Linked DNA regions of Mus musculus: region 1 is linked to region 2. The links are chromatin loops, found by intact Hi-C in ENCODE. Cell type or tissue: left cerebral cortex. All regions are shown on one strand.

Region 1 (8,000 bases), 50 kb after region 2:
TAAGGCCATACCTATTCCTTCCACACAGTGTCACTCCCTGGTGACTAAGCATTCGAATATATGAATTTATGGGAACCATTCCACTCTCTGATCCTCATAGTCTTGTTGTCATATCACAGTACAAAAATGCACTCAGAGCTGGGCATGGTGGTGCACCCCTTTAATCCCAGCACTTGGGAGGCAGAGGCAGGCAGATTTCTGAGTTTGAGGCCAGCCTGGTCTACAAAGTGAGTTCCAGGGCAGCCAGGGCTATACAGAGAAACCCTGTCTCGGAAAAAAAAAATGCACTCAGTCTAACTTCCAAAGTCCTCTCAATACTGTTTAAAAGTTCAAAATCTCTGAGACTCCAGGCAACATCTTAACCGTAGTCCCCTATAAAAGCCAAAGGAAAAAGCAGATCACATACTTTCAGCATACAATTGTACAGAATATACATCAGCCTAGTGAGAAGTACTGGACCCAAGCCTAAAAGCAGCCAGGCAGATTCCAAACCCTCCATCACCATGCCTGGTGTCAGTGCACTCTTCAAGGTGTCCAGCTCCCTCCAGCTTTGTTGTCCGCAGCACACACACTCTTCTGTAAGCTTCCTCTCTCATCTTGTTTTTTTTTCATGGGTGCTTTTGACCTCATTGATTCTTAATTAACCTCTCAAAGGCTCTCTCTGTCCCCCAGTAAGGTCACATTGGCATTAGGGCTTCAACACATGAATTTTAGGGAAACACTTTGGTCATTCATAGTGATTATTGGGTTTTTGAAAGTGTAGCATTGCTGGAGAGACGACTTGGTGGTTAAGGTGTAGTTAAGAAAAAAACAATAGCTGAAAATTATTTCTGAAAAGTAGAGTAGGTTGAATGTTACCATTCTGCCGTCCAGGTCTGTTTATGTATGTCTGTGTCTAGTACCACAGAGATTACAAGGCGGCATCAGATCCCCCGGGGACTGGGCATCAAACCCGGTTTTTCTACAAGAAAAGCAAGTGCTCTTAGCCACTGTGCTCTAATACGGAGTTTTGTATGCTGTTAGCAGTGACTTTTTTTTGTCAATGCTAGTTGGTTTGTTTGTATTGAAGCTGGTAGATGTTGATCTAAATGACCGGTTGTTAGATATTTTTATGGCTTAGGGAGTTCCCTAAGGATCTTCATATGTATTATCTTTTCTTTTTTTTTTTTAAAGATTTATTTATTTATTATATGGAAGTACATTGTAGCTGTCTTCAGACACTCCAGAAGAGGGAGTCAGATCTCGTTACGGATGGTTGTGAGCCACCATGTGGTTGCTGGGATTTGAACTCTGGACCTTCGGAAGAGCAGTCGGGTGCTCTTACCCACTGAGCCATCTCACCAGCCCCATATGTATTATCTTGTTAACTATTTCCCATAGCATACCTTTCCTTTACCTTTTTTGAGGAAAATTAGATGTTTTATTGCTTAAGTAGGCACTTTGCCCTGTTACGTATTGAAAGGAATATCACTGATCAAAAATGTATTTATATATTTTTTAGCCTGAAATGGTTGTAACAAATAATCTACTGGACCTGCCACCACCCTCCCCTCCAAAACCAAAAACGATTGTTTTACCTCCCAACTGGAAGACAGCCCGAGACCCTGAGGGGAAGATCTACTACTACCACGTGATCACAAGGTAAGGGGTCTCGCGGGGCATGCCGCGTCTGCTGTTACTTGGGCAGCTATGCTGCCAGCTGACGTTTGATATTTATTGGCTTCTCACTGATCTAAAGTTGGACTGCTGAATTTCTAAAATCCCATGTGGGTAAGGAAGTAGGGGTGCCAGGTCACATGAGTTTGAGGGGTTTATAAAGCACAGCTACTCAAGGTCAGCCTGTGGTGGTTTTCCTCAGGAATCATCCACTGTGTTCTGTTTGCAGTTGAGGCTTGCTGATTGAGCTCTCTTGGGAGTCATCAGGCTCCAGATACTCACTCATATCTACCTTTTATTTTTCCCAGTGCTGGTATTACAAGCATGTCACAGACCGGTTTTTTATGAGGTTTCATGGGATTAAACTCAGCTTCTCTTGCTTATGCCCTGAATACTTTGCCAACTGAGCCATCTCCCTGTGTGTGCCCTTTGTTTCATTTTGAAATAGATCCATGTAGCCCAGATTGGCTTTGAATGCCTGATCATCCTCTCTGTCTGTCTCTCAAGTGCTGGGACTAGAAGTGTGCACTGCCATGCCCAGCTTCAGAGTCACATCTGAAAGTGCATGCCAGACCTTAGATTATGCCCTTTTAAAGTATGCTTTGGTATATCTACTCCATTGCATTTATTTAGAGTGAATGTATGCATGCCCAGTGTACTATGTCATACACGTAGATGTCAGAGGACAACTTGGAAAAGTTTATTTTTTAATATTATTTTGTGTGCATTGGTGTTTTGTCTGTGTGTATATCTGTGTGACGGTGTCAGATCTCCTGGAACTGGAGTTACAAACAGCTGTGAGTTGCCATGTGGGTGCTGGGAATTGAACCTGGAGCCTCTGGAAGAGCAATGAGTGCACTTAGTCGAAAAGCCATCTCTGTAGCCCTGCACCTGTTTGGTTTTGGTTTTTTGTTTGGTTGGTGGCTTGGTGGGTTGGTTGGGTTTTTGTTTCTTTTTTTTTTAAATGTGAGTTGCAAGGACTGAAGTCAGGTGGTTGGACTGGTTTGAAAGTGATTTTATCCACCAAGCTATCCTCACAGCTTGAGTTTTACTATTTTAACTATGATTCTCTATGATAGCTGGCTTCAGAGTCTTGGCTGAGAATACCTGACTACAAGTCTAGCTTTAAAAAAAAAAAAAAAAAAAAAGCCAGGTGTGGTGGTACATGCCTTTAATCCCAGCACTTGGAAAGGAAGTGAAGGCGGGTTGTCTTCATAGAGAGTTTCAGTACAGCCCAGGCTATATAGGGAGCCTCTGTCTTTAATAGTCTTTATTTATTTATTTATTTTTTATTTTGCTTCAGGTACACAATAGGTATAGTGGTTACTGGGTTTTTTTGTCTGCTCTGGGTACTTTTCTTTTTTTTTTTTCGAGACAGGGTTTCTCTGTGTAGCCCTGGATGTCCTGGAACTCACTCTGTAAACCAGGCTGGCCTGTCTCTGCCTCCTGAGTGCTGGGATTAAAGGCATGCACCACCACTGCCTGGCTCTGTGTACTTTTTAAACCCAGGGCATATTTGCGCCATTTGAAAAGCAGAGATGGGCTGGAGAGATGGCTCAGTGGTTAAGAGTACTGACTGCTCTTCCAGAGGTCCTGAGTTCAATTCCCAGCAACCACATAGTGGCTCACAACCATCTGTAATGAGATCTGACTCCCTCTTTTGGAGTGTCTGAATATATCTCTAGGCTAGAGCCATTGCTGAGGAGAAGCTATCAGAATATATCTCAATCTGACACTTCTGACTTATCTGTGTCCTGTTGTATATTACGTTTTCTAAGCTCTGTGCCAGGGCTGTCTGTTACTTTTACCCATGACCCCTTGGCTGTTCTTACCTTCTTCTAGACAGACTCAGTGGGATCCTCCTACTTGGGAAAGCCCAGGAGATGATGCCAGCCTTGAGCATGAAGCTGAAATGGACCTGGGAACCCCAACCTATGATGAAAACCCCATGAAGGTGAGTGTAGCTTTTGTGTCCTCATCATTTGAGCATCTGTGTCCTTTCATTCAGTGAGGTTAGTAACCATATTGTTCTGGGTTTTTTGTTTTCTTTCTTTGGAAAAATATGTCAAAGTTCAGAGCTGGAGAGATGGCTTAGCAGTTACAAGCACTGGCACCAGAGGACCCAGGTTCAATTTCTAGTCCTACGTGACAGGTTACAACTGCCTATAACTCCAATTTCAGGTGATCTGATACCTTTACACAGACATATATGCAGGAAACATACCAGTGTGTGTGAAATTTTAAGAAATGTCAAAGTTCTGCTGTATCAGAGGAGAGACTGAAGTCAAAGACCATTTTTAGACATTGAAGGGTCAGATGCACCCTGACTTGGTATGCACTCAAGGAATATATTTAGGAGAAATTGAGAGGCCCCCATGGCAGTTATACTCCAGTACTCGTTTATAACTTTTTAGTGTATTAACTTTTTTCTTCTTGATAGTAAATTGTATATATGGTTTCTTTTTACTTGTACTTTGTGTTTTGAAGCATAAACTATCTAGCCCAGGCTATCTTCTATCTTGTGTTGGGATTGCAAGCATGTGCCAGCATTCTCTTTGTTTTGACTCTTTAAATTGAATACTATGGTGGACATTGTAGTTTTGAGATTGGTTAGATCTGGAATGAATTTAAAAAGGCGTCATGGAGATGTCAAAGTGGATAAAGCACTTGCTGCACAGCCTGGTGACCTAAGTTCAGGTCCCTCAGCACTCCTACAGTACAGTATGACGGGGAGACCAGAAACAAGAGAGTCGTCTGGAAGCTCCTGGGCCAGCGAGGCTAGAGTACACAGCATACTTACTGGCAAGAAGTGATAAGAGAGACCCTGCCTCAAGAAAAGAAAAATCAAAGCCATTGCATATGTGGTATGCCCATATTCAAACACATATCATAAACACAGGTCAGTCATGAATGTCACCTAAGGAGCCAGAAGTGGTGTTGGTTCATACCTGTCATTATTAAGTAGGAGGATTGCAAATGTGAGGCCAGCCTTAACTTTACAGCAAGATCCTGTCTGAATGAAAACAACAAATAAGCAACAAGTGCTGGTGGGTGGCTCCGCAGGTTACGCACGCGCTTACTTGCGGGGCAGATGGCTGCTAGCCCTGGAGCCCATGCTGGAAGGAGAGGATGACAACCACAGCTGTCTCTGCCTGCCATGTGCTCACTGCGGCGTGTGCGCCCACACAAACTAAAATAATAATAAAAGCTGGACCTTGTCATTCTCAAAGAGAATAAAACTTTCTTGTTTATTTAAGCTATAAGGCAGAAGATACTATGGAAATGCTAGAAAAAAACCAGGAATAATTTTACTCTTCATTTCTTCCTCTGATGATACAGTAACTGAGGTTAGAGGTGGTTTACAAAACAAAGTACTTGCTTGTTTATAAGGAATTATCCTTATTTATCAGTAAGACTAAATTATCTCCAAGGATGTTACTTAAATCAGAAGTCATTCTATGTGTTTTAAAACCTGCGGATTTTCTTTTTCTTCTTCTTTTTCTTTTTCTTTTTCCTTTTTCTTTTCTTTTCTTTTCTTTTTTTTGTTTTTGTTTTTTTTCGAGACAGAGTTTCTCTCTATAGCCCTGGCTGCTGTCCTGGAACTCAGAAATCCGCCTGCCTCTGCCTCCCGAGTGCTGGGAGTAAAGGCAAGGTCCACTGCCTGGCAACATCCTGTTTTATCCACTCTTCAGCATTTCCAATAATTCATTCTTTGGTGTAGAATTTTGTTTCCATTTGTGATCTATTGTTTATTTGTTTGATTTTTGAGACATGGTTTCTCTGTATAGTCCTGGCTGTCTGGAACTCAATCCGTAGACCAGGCTGGGTATTTGAGTGCTACCACCACTCCGTTGGAAACATTTTCTTTCATCTTGAAGAATTTTCTTTAGTATTTCAGATCTACTGGTGATGAAGTTTTTGAGCTTGTTTTGTCTGGAAAAAAAAAAAACTCTTATCCCTTTAAAAAATAATGAGTAGGCCAGGTGTGGTGCTGCATGCCCTGGGGAGGCAGAAATAGATGGATCTCGTGAATTTGCGGCCAGCCAGGTCTACAGAGTGAGTTCCAGGACAATCAGGACTATACAAAGAAACCGTTTTTTTAAAAAGCCCAAGTAAGCCGGGCGTGGTGGCACACACCTTTAATCCCAGCACTTGGGAGGCAGAGGCAGGCGAATTTCTGAGTTTGAGGCCAGCCTGGACTACAGAGTGAGTTTCAGGACAGCCAGGGCTATACAGGGGAACCCTGTCTTGAATACTACTCCATTGTGTGATTGTACCACTATTTAGCCAGTTACTGCTGATGGGCATCTCACTTTGCTTCCAGGTTCAGTTTCTTTAGGTAAACACCAAGAAACATAATTACTGAATTACATGGTAGGAATATGTTTTAGCTTTATAGGAAACATCCAGACTCTAGAATTCTATTCTATTTTATCCTATCATATAGAAGTTTTACCTGCCTGTAAGCTTGTTTACTACAAGGCCAAAAGAAGGTGTCAGACCTCCCAGGAACTGGAATCACACATGACTGCGAGCTGCCATGAAGGTGCTGGGAATCAAACCCAGTTCCTCTGCAGGAGCAGCCAATGCTTTTAACCAGTGAGCTGTTTCCCTAGTCCCTGCATACCTGGATATAGAATTCTAAATTGACATGTTTCCCTACATTTTTTTTTTGACAGGATCTTTGTACATAGCACTGTCTGTCTTGGTACTCCCTGTGTAGACCAGGATGACCTCAAACTCACAGAGTCCATCTGCCTCTGCCTCCTGAGTTTTGGAATTAAAGACATGTGCCTGGCCTACTTGTCAGTTTATAAAGATATTATTCTTTTTTGCTTTGTTTGTTCAGACAGGGTCTTTCCCTGTAGCCTGATCTTGAACTTGATGTGGTCCTGCTGCCTTTTGTTCCCTGAATTCTGATAACAGGTGTGTGTCACCACACCCTGCTTATAATTGTTCTGATGAGAAAGATGCATTTCTTTGTTCTTCCTTATATATTATTTCTTTTCTGTTTGATTTTCAACAACTTTATTGCTATATACTTCAGCTTTCTTGTGATTGATGCACTATTATGAACCTGTATTGATACTGTTCATCAAACCTGCATTATTTTTTCTAGTCTGCCTTGGTACGTACCAAGTTGTGCTTTTCTCTGCAAGTCTCACTTGTATACATGTCTCTAGTCGGCTGGATTTGTCACAGGCCACTGTATCTCTCAATTTCCTTTTTGTTTTCAGTTTGTGTAGTTCCTGTTGTCTTCTCTTTAAAGATTACTGATGCTGCTATTTATAATAAGCTAAATTCATCCAGTGGGTTTTCAAGTTTGAAGTATGCTTGTTATAAAAATTTGCTTTTGTTTTGTTTAAGACAGGACTGTCTTAGAATTTAGTGTGTAAAGCAGACTGGCCTCAAATCCACAGACATGTTGCTTGCTTCTGCCTGCTTGGGTGCTGAGATTAAAGATGTGTGCCACCACACCCAGCTGTCTTAGTTATAGTCTCTGACCCATCAGTTTTATGTTTTCTTGTGTTTCTAGTGTAAACTCTAGACCAAAGCTTTCTGGGCTCTGTTAACCACTTTGTTCAGACATGGTGGCTGAGAAGGCAAGTGCTCTGTGGTCTTTCCAAGGGCAAAGGGTCGGGTGGTCAGGCTTGGGATCCTTTTCAGATTGTGACCTCTGAACAGGCCTTCGTCTAGTTGGGATAGCTAGAACCTACGTCAGTGTATCTCTCTCAGCAAGTTAGAGTTGTGTTCATCTACCTAGCATATGTGTAGACAGGAGAAAGGCACTCAGAGGAAAGTCTTCATACCTTAAGTTCCATTTATTTTCCCTTGGTGTCTTGATTATAAGCTCTTTAGAGCCATCCATACCTTTCATCATTGTAACAAGTTTTGGTCAATTCACAAACCTTGTGTGATACAAAGAGGTTGAAAGACAGCTGAAACTGGGTCTTTCTCATCTTAAAGTTGAGCTTAGAGCACTGCTGTAGTAGAAGTTTGTGTCCGGTACTTTGAGGTGCTCAGTAATCTTCTCTTAAGAATAGCAGAGGGGCTGGGGAGACGGCTCGGTGGGTAAGAGCACTGACTGCTCTTTCAGAGGTTCTGAGTTCAATTCCCAACAACCACATGGTGGCTCACAACCATCTGTAATGGGATCTGATGCCTTCTTCTGGTGTGTCTGAAGACAGCTACAGTGTACTGATCAAATAAATAAATAAATCTTTTTATTTAAAAGAATATATAGCAGAGATGTCACAGGAATAGTGATTTTTTTACCTATACAATTAAGGTCTGAACATTTGAAACAGGTTTATAAAATCATAAAAACCAAAATTGCAAGTACT
Region 2 (8,000 bases):
CAAAGTACTGAACACTATGGTGGGACCCATAATTACTGGCAAGGCAATGGCTATTGGGATCCAAGATCAGCAGGTAGACCTCCAGGAACTGGGCTTGCTTATGATCGAATCCAAGGGCAAGTACCAGATTCTCTAACAGACGATCGTGAAGAAGAGGAACATTGGGATCAACGAAGTGGATCACATTTTTCAAGCCCGTCCAATAAATTTTTCTTCCATCAGAAGGACAAGGGATCAGTGCAAGCACCGGAAATAAGCAGCAATTCAATTAAAGACGCTTTAGTTATGAACGAAAGGAAAGATTTTTCGAAAAACTTTGAAAAAAATGATATAAAAGAGAGAGGGCCTCCTAAAAAACGAAGGCAAGAGTTGGAGAGTGATTCTGAAAGTGATGGTGAACTACAGGCTAGAAAGAAAGTTAGAGTGGAGATGGAGCAGGGAGAATCATCTGTGCCCCAGCACTCAGAACTGATGGGGCCTTCGTGTGCTATGGATGACTTCAGGGACCCACAGCGGTGGAAAGAATTTGCCAAGCTGGGGAAGATGCCATGTTACTTTGATCTTATTGAAGAAAATGTTTATTTAACAGAAAGGTGAGCCTGACATAGTTTTTAAATAAATTTCTGCTGCTTTTTTGTTAAAAAAAATAAAAAGAAAAAGAAAAAAAGAAAAAAATCACTAATTAAAAGTAGCTTTCCAGCAGTTTAGACTGAAATAAGAGTTGAGTGATAAAATTTCGATAACAGAATCTATAAAATGTCATTTTTATTTATATTTACTAGTAGATCTCCTCCCATTTTTCATCTAAGAAAAATGATGTCTAGTTTTTTTTGTTTTTATAATTCCTTTAGTTTTAAAAAGTATAATTTAAGCTGACCTGATTTCTCCTTTAGATTCATTCTTTTTTCATGTCATTTTAAAAAGTATAAGCTAGCCTACGTTTTCTTAATTCCATTTTCATTTGAAATTCTGACAAAAATGAAAGAGAAGTTCAGTGAGCAGACAGGTGATGTTTCAGTGGAAAAACCACTTCTTTTCCAGAGGACCCAGGTTCAAGTCCAGCCACCCTCATGGTCACTCTCAGCTGTTACTCCAGTTCTAGGGAATCCCATGTTTCCTTCTGGTCTCCTCAGACGCTGCACACACAGTACACAGGCATAGCACAGGCAAAACACTCACTCATAACATTAAATAACTTTTTTTTAAAAAGGGCAAATGACTGTTAGAAACTGTTTTCCCTTTTCTTCTTTGTTTTGTTTTTCCAGACAGTTCCTTTGTATTGTCCGCTGTCCTGGAGATCATACTGTAGACCAGGCTGGCTCACACTCAGAGCTGCTTCTTCCTCTGCTTACAGCGTGCAGGATTAAAGGCCTCTGATACCACACCTAACCCGATACATTTTTCTTTAAAATTAGTGCACACCAAGCACCTTTATGTACTATAAAGCCATAATTAGAGTACAGTTTATGTACATATTTATTTTATGTGCGTTGGTCATTGGTGTTTTGCCTATATGTCTGTCTGTCTGTTAGGGTGTCAAATTCCCTGAAACTGGAGTTGCAGAGAGTTGTGAGCTGCTATGTGGGTGCTGGGAATTGAACCCTGGTCCTCTGAGAAATAGCCAGTGTTGTGGTTTTTGTTTTGGTTTTTTTGTTTTGTTTTGTTTTGTTTTTTTTGGTTTTTCGAGACCGGGTTTCTGTATAGCCCTGGCTGTCCTGGAACTCACTCTGTAGACCAGGCTGGCCTGGAACTCACTCCCTCCCTCCCTGTCGGTCTTTCTGTGAAGAATTGAGCCTAGGGCCTATTTGTATGCTATCAGCAAGTGCTCTACTAACTCGGCTAGATCTATCCCCCAGGCCTTGCTGGACTTGCCTGTTTTAGGCAGGCTTTGAACTTGGGTCCTTCCCTCGGGCTTCTAAGTAGCTTTGGTTACATACAGGCGTACAGCACCACACTGGACTTTTATCTAACTAATGCCAATGATTAGAAGATCATCATTTCTTTCTCTTATCGTCTTCTCTCTTGGGGGTGGATGAGGGTAAGAGGATAGAGAATAGAGTCTTGCCAGGCTAGCCTTGAACTCAGTTTCCACCTTAGTGTTGTCTTTTGAGTGGTTGACTTAAATATGAAATTGAGCTTCAGTAGTTATTTGATCTTTAATAGACTTACGTAACTAAATTGTATGTAATTGTACCCAATAGGAAGAAGAACAAATCCCACCGGGATATTAAGCGAATGCAGTGTGAGTGTACACCTCTTTCTAAGGATGAAAGAGCTCAAGGTGAAGTAGCATGTGGAGAAGATTGCCTTAATCGTCTCCTCATGATTGAATGGTAAGCAAGATGGTCTGCTCCACTCCTCCGTATCTCGTGTAGTGTGTGTCTTGAAATATGAAAAATAATTAGTGAAGGATAAAATCTTTACCTTTTTACTATGTTAAATGAATACTTATGAGCAATAAGATTTCCAGTGTTTAATAGAAAATAGATATTAAGACGAATTTCTGCTATATTGCTCATTAGATTAAGCATTTGGCACATAAGTGCTCTATAAAACAGTTCTATTGCTAATAAAACTGCTGGCTTTCTTTGAAATAGGATCTATTATATAGCCCTGGCTGTCCTAGAACTCGCCATATAGACCAGGCTGGCCTCAAACATATGTGCCTGAATCTGTTTGCCTCTGCCTCCCAAGTGCTGGGGTTAAGGCTTGTTAACCACCATAGGCAGCCTCTGCAAATACTTTTTTTTTAAGATTTATTTATTTTTATTTATATGGGTACACTGTAGCTGTCCCCAGACACACACCAGAAGAGCACTTCAGACTCCATCAGAGATGGTTGTGAGCCACCATGTGGCCGCTGGGAACCAAACTCAGGACCTCTGGAAGAGCAACAGTTCTCTCAACCACTGAGCCATCTCTCTAGCCCTCTGCAACTACTTTTAATTCAGTGATGCTTGTGCCCTGAGAAATAAATTGTGGTAATTTTAAACTTTGATGATGAAATAAAACAGTAAAACTTGAAAATTCAGAAGGTGAATGAATACCAGCACTCAGGAGGCAGAGGCAGGTGGACAGCCAGGGAGGGCTACACAGAGAAACCCTGACTCAAAAAGCCAATCTTTCCCCTTTGAAGTTTCCCCAGAAAAAGTATTAATATATACAACATAGGCATATATTTCTTTTTAAACACTGATCTTTCTTCAGAGATAGTTTATGGTTGTCTTTAATGATTTACTTAATTTTTTACTCTTTGGTTTCCCCCACTCTCACCTGAGACAGGATTTTTCCATGTATCTCTCTCTGGCTGTACTTAGAATTCACTATGTAGACCAGGGTGGTCTTGAACTCAGAGGCATGTACCACTATTGCTGGGTGGTTGGTTTTTTGGTTTTGTTTTTGTTAAATACATAGAAATAAAAGCATATTATGTATACTTTTGTATAATCAGACCTAATCAGAACTGCATATACAAATCTGCCTAATTTTTTGTCCTAAGTGCATTATGTCTTCTGTTAATAGTTGACCCCTAGTAATTAATTTTCTGGTGCTACATACTTGATTGGTATAATTCATAAAATGCTAAATATCTCTGCATTAAAAATGTTTCCTTTTTGTTGTTTAAGACAGGGTATATATAGCCTTGGCTGGTCTGCAACTTGCTCTGTAGATCAGCCAGGCCTAGAACTCATAGAGCTATCCATCTGCCTCTCAGTGTTAGGATTGAGTGTACCACCAGGCCTGGCTAAAAATGTTTGATAGTTATTTTTAACCAATCTGATTAATGAGAAATTCTTTTTTCTCAGTGTTTTTGTTCTTGATGCATGTGCGTGATTTAGCCTGCATGTAAGTCTGTATACTAAGTGCGTGTCTGGTGCCTGTGGAAACCAAAAGAGTAGTCTGATGCCCTGGAGCCAGAGTTGCAGATTGTTGTTAGCTGCCATATGTATGCTGAGATTCAAACCTAAATTTTCTGAAAGAACAGCTGGCCCATGTCTCTCCAACCTGATTATTTTATCCTAGAAAAAAGTATTAGTCTAGACATGGTGGTGTACACTTCTTATTCCAGCACTCAGAGGAAGAGGCAGGGAAATTTCTGTGAGTTTGAGGCCAGCCATAGAGTTTCAGGACAGCCAAGGCTCTATAGTGAATAGAACCTTTTTTGATGAGACAGTTCTGGCTTTGTAGACTAGTCTGGCCAACAATTTACTATGTAGTCCAGATTGGCTTCAAGCTCTATGAGATTGCTTCTCTACAGCCTCAATGCTGGGATTAAAGGAACGAGCTACCACTTTATTCTAAGGCTCCTTATTTTTAATATTAATGAAGTTGGTTTTCACAGCAAAACATGGAGCTTTTATTTTTGTTCCTGTTAAAGTTTCACACAAATAAGATACACATATCTCGGGCTGGCTAGATGGCACAGTGGTTAAGAGCTCCGACTGCTCTTCCGAAGGTCCCGAGTTCAAATCCCAGCAACCACATGGTGGCTCACAACCATCTGAACGAAATCTGATGCCCTCTTCTGGAGTGTCTGAAGACAGCTACAGTGTACTTACATATAATAAATAAATAAATCTTTAAAAAAAATACACATATCTCAGAAGAATAGGAAAATTGACTTTTATTTCTGTTTTTAAATTTGTGTTTGTGTGTGTATATATATGTGTGTAGTTGCATTTAAAAGACCAAATTGATGATTTGAATGGAATATAAAGAGGATGTGCACTTAAAGTTAACATAAGCAAAATAAGATTAAGTTGTTAGCTGGCATATGTATGCTGAGATTTGAACCCAAATTCTCTGGGAGAACAACTGGGCTATCTCTTAAGCCTGATTTTTAACCTGGAAAAAAAAGCTGTTGTTGGAAAAATTAATAACTAGGCTTGCAAGATGGCTCAGTGGGTAAAGGTCCTTGAAGCCTGATGATCTGTGTCTTACATAAAGGAGGGAGGTCTGACTCCTGTGAGCTGCACAAACATGCAAGATAAATGTAATTTAAAGAATGTTAAATAGCTGTATGATCAGAAAACATGCATGGTAACATAAAAGCTTAATAAGGTTTATTGGTACAGCTTTGATAAGCAAATCCAATAATTGTTCATGCACTCAAAGATTCTGTACAGATGAGAATTGTATTCCAGACACCAGGAAGTGGCAGACAAATGTTCCTCTTGATGATGAGATGACTGTGCTCCCACAGGAGCAACGTAGTCACTGAATTCTAGGGAATGCTTTTAAGTGGTAACACGGAGGAAGGGCATTGGTTAGCCACAGCTGAACTGTGTGTATAGCTGAGGTTGTTGTCACAGAACACATTCTGTTGAAGCTGCTACAGTTCTTTATGGTATTTAAAGAATTATCTTTTACCCATTTCTCATTTCAGTTCCTCTCGATGTCCAAATGGAGATTACTGTTCAAACAGACGGTTTCAGAGAAAACAGCATGCAGATGTAGAAGTCATACTTACAGAAAAGAAAGGCTGGGGCTTAAGGGCTGCTAAGGATCTTCCTTCGTAAGTTTGGTTTCTATCCCTTTCATGTCAGGTTTCTGTGTTGTTGGATTTGGTTAGGCATTTGGTTAAATGATTTATTTCAGTGATGTTTAATAATGCTCATTGTGTAGAATGACTGCTTGGCAACTAGTTTGTTAAATTGATTTTTAGAAAATGAAGAAAAAGTTCCATTTTGGGTTTTTGGAAGTTTTTTTTATTTTGTTTTTTCTTTTTGTTTTTTTTTTTTTAAACAGTCTTTAAGTTATGATGAATGATTTTTGAGGCCTTTCATTTGGCTGAATCTTCGAGTCTACACTGTTAATCCCTGAGTATTGCTATATTCTATAAATTTCCACTCCTTGATCTTTTAGTGGTTGGTTAGATTCTGGTATTTAAACTTGTTTCAATTAAAAGTGTGTCCTGAGTGCACTGTCGTTAGACTGTTGGGTATATTACAGCCCCTTTGAGAGGCCAAGTGTTCATTCTGCTGGGCTCTGACTTGGGGCAGATGACCGAATTTCTTTAAACTCTGTCTGTCTTTCATAAAACTCATGTTACACAGCTTCAGTGATCAGGGAGGAGAGTTTGGTTTTTGGTAAGAGAGGGAAAGATCCAATCTCATGTATTTTAGCATTTACTGAAATTTATAAGATAGTCTGTGTAAGACTTGGAATTTTGTCATTATGCATTACTTGCAAACTTGATACAACTCTTTGCTCAGAAAGAAACATCTTAGGATTTATTTTTTACTTTATATGTATAGGTGTTTAATCTCAATGTATGTCTGCACCACTTGTGTGCCTAGGGCCTAAGATCCATTGGATCCTATGGAATTGGAATTACAGGTGGTTGTGAGCTGCTCTGTTGGTTGCTGGGAGTTGAACCTAGGTCCTCTGGAAGAATAGGCAGTGTTCTTAATTGCTGAGCCATCCCTTTAGCTTCTTAAATATTGATTATAAAGATAGTGGTTTAACTTTTAGGTTTAGCCATGAGTGACTAGGTTGTTATTACTGAGCTCTAATTTGTTACAAAAATACATTTATATACTATATCTTTCTGTGGGTACTTTTGAGTTTTGTTGTTCATGAGATACAGAGTCTCACTGTGTAGCCCTGGCTGGCTGGGAACTCACAGTAGACCATGCTGGCCTTAGACTCACTGGGATCTGAGTGTCTCTGTCCCAACTGCTGACATTAAATGTATATGCCACCTCACTCAGCTGATATAGACAGTGATGAAAGATGGTGTTTCTCTGTGTAGCCCTGGCTATTCTGGAACTCACTCTGTAGACCAGGCTGGCCTCAAACGTACAGAAATCCCTCTGCTTCTGCCTCCCGAGTACTGGGATCAAAGGTGCACCACCTCCAACAGCCTAAATTTTTTTTTAAAAGAGAATTATTTTCAGTTGGTAGGGTAATTTTTAATAAGCACTTTGATTATATCAATATCTTATGAACAAAACTTAATGGTTTATGTTTTGTTTTTATTTGTGTCGGTGGTGGTGGTGGTCAGAGGACAAGAAACTTGTGAGAATCGGTTCTTTCTACCATGTGTATTCTAGGGATTGAGCTCAGGTTCAGTAAGGTTGAGCACATTTTTAAAATTGTTTCATTGGAGCTTAAAACTTCCTAGCGGGTCGTTTCAGTTTACAACTTAGGAACAATGCATAATAAAGCGCTTGTGTGTATATAAAGCTAATAGTTGAAGTTGTCAGTGGTAATAAAATTTCAGAGAATAAAGGAATGTGAAGAGACTTGAGATTCAATAACTTCATAAAGGATGGGTAAATAACCAAGGAGAGAACAATAAAGTATATTAAGATAACTGACAGAAGCAAAAGAGAGATTAATCACATTTAGGAATGCTACAGAGAAAGCACAAAAAAAGTGCAGTTTTTAGGATGTTCATTTATTCCCCCTATAGTGGTACATTATCATTGAATCTAAATTTGAAGCTCTACGGGCACAGCAAAGCCAGTGCTTTGGATTGTTTAAACATGTCAGACTCTGCAATCTGGAGGCAGAGTCAGGCAGATCATTTCTAGGACAGCCAGAGATGCACAGAGAAAGTACTTTAGTCTCTGTTCTATTGCTGTGAAGAGAACCATTGCCGACGAAACTCATATAATAGAAAGTATGTTTTGGGTGCTTGCTTACAATTTCAGAGGCTAATAGTGGAGAGCATTGCAGCATACAAGCAGCCATGGCTCTGGAGGAGTAGCAGTGCAGTGAGGGGTTTTTGATCTGAAGGAAGCAGGAAAGAGAGAACCTGAGACTTGAATGGGCTTTTTTTTTTTTTTTAAAGATTTATTTATTATTATATCTAAGTGCATTGTAGCTGTCTTCAGATGCACTAGAAGAGGGTGTCAGATCTCATTACGGATGGTTGTGAGCCACCATGTGGTTGTGGGATTTGAACTCCGGACCTTCGGAAGAGCAGTCAGTGCTCTTAACCACTGAGCCATCTCTCCAGCCCTTGCATGGGCTTTTGAAACCTCAAAGCCCAC

The links. Hi-C counts contacts between places; a loop is a spot of excess contacts. Peaks named below come from ENCODE experiments on the same cell type or tissue, not always from the same donor. Only the 100,000 strongest peaks of a DNase experiment are listed, where the experiment ranks them.
Region 1: it touches region 2 in a loop (2.1-fold over the local background); 6 of 42 quality-filtered maps call a loop at or near these places.

The regions. Positions count from the first base shown.
Region 1 is chr9:110,600,622-110,608,621 of GRCm38, forward strand. It overlaps Setd2 (SET domain containing 2), which reads left to right. Exons shown (of 21, transcript NM_001081340.2): 17 at 1,502-1,641; 18 at 3,499-3,610. Among named protein-coding and RNA genes, the nearest start is that of Nradd, 20 kb to the right of the region's middle. In left cerebral cortex, no CTCF peak of the experiment used is centred here; a DNase peak (open chromatin) is centred at 4,730.
Region 2 is chr9:110,550,902-110,558,901 of GRCm38, forward strand. It overlaps Setd2 (SET domain containing 2), which reads left to right. Exons shown (of 21, transcript NM_001081340.2): 3 at 1-593; 4 at 2,202-2,333; 5 at 5,387-5,515. Among named protein-coding and RNA genes, the nearest start is that of Setd2, 22 kb to the left of the region's middle. In left cerebral cortex, a CTCF peak has its summit at 4,542 (motif pointing left); no DNase peak of the experiment used is centred here.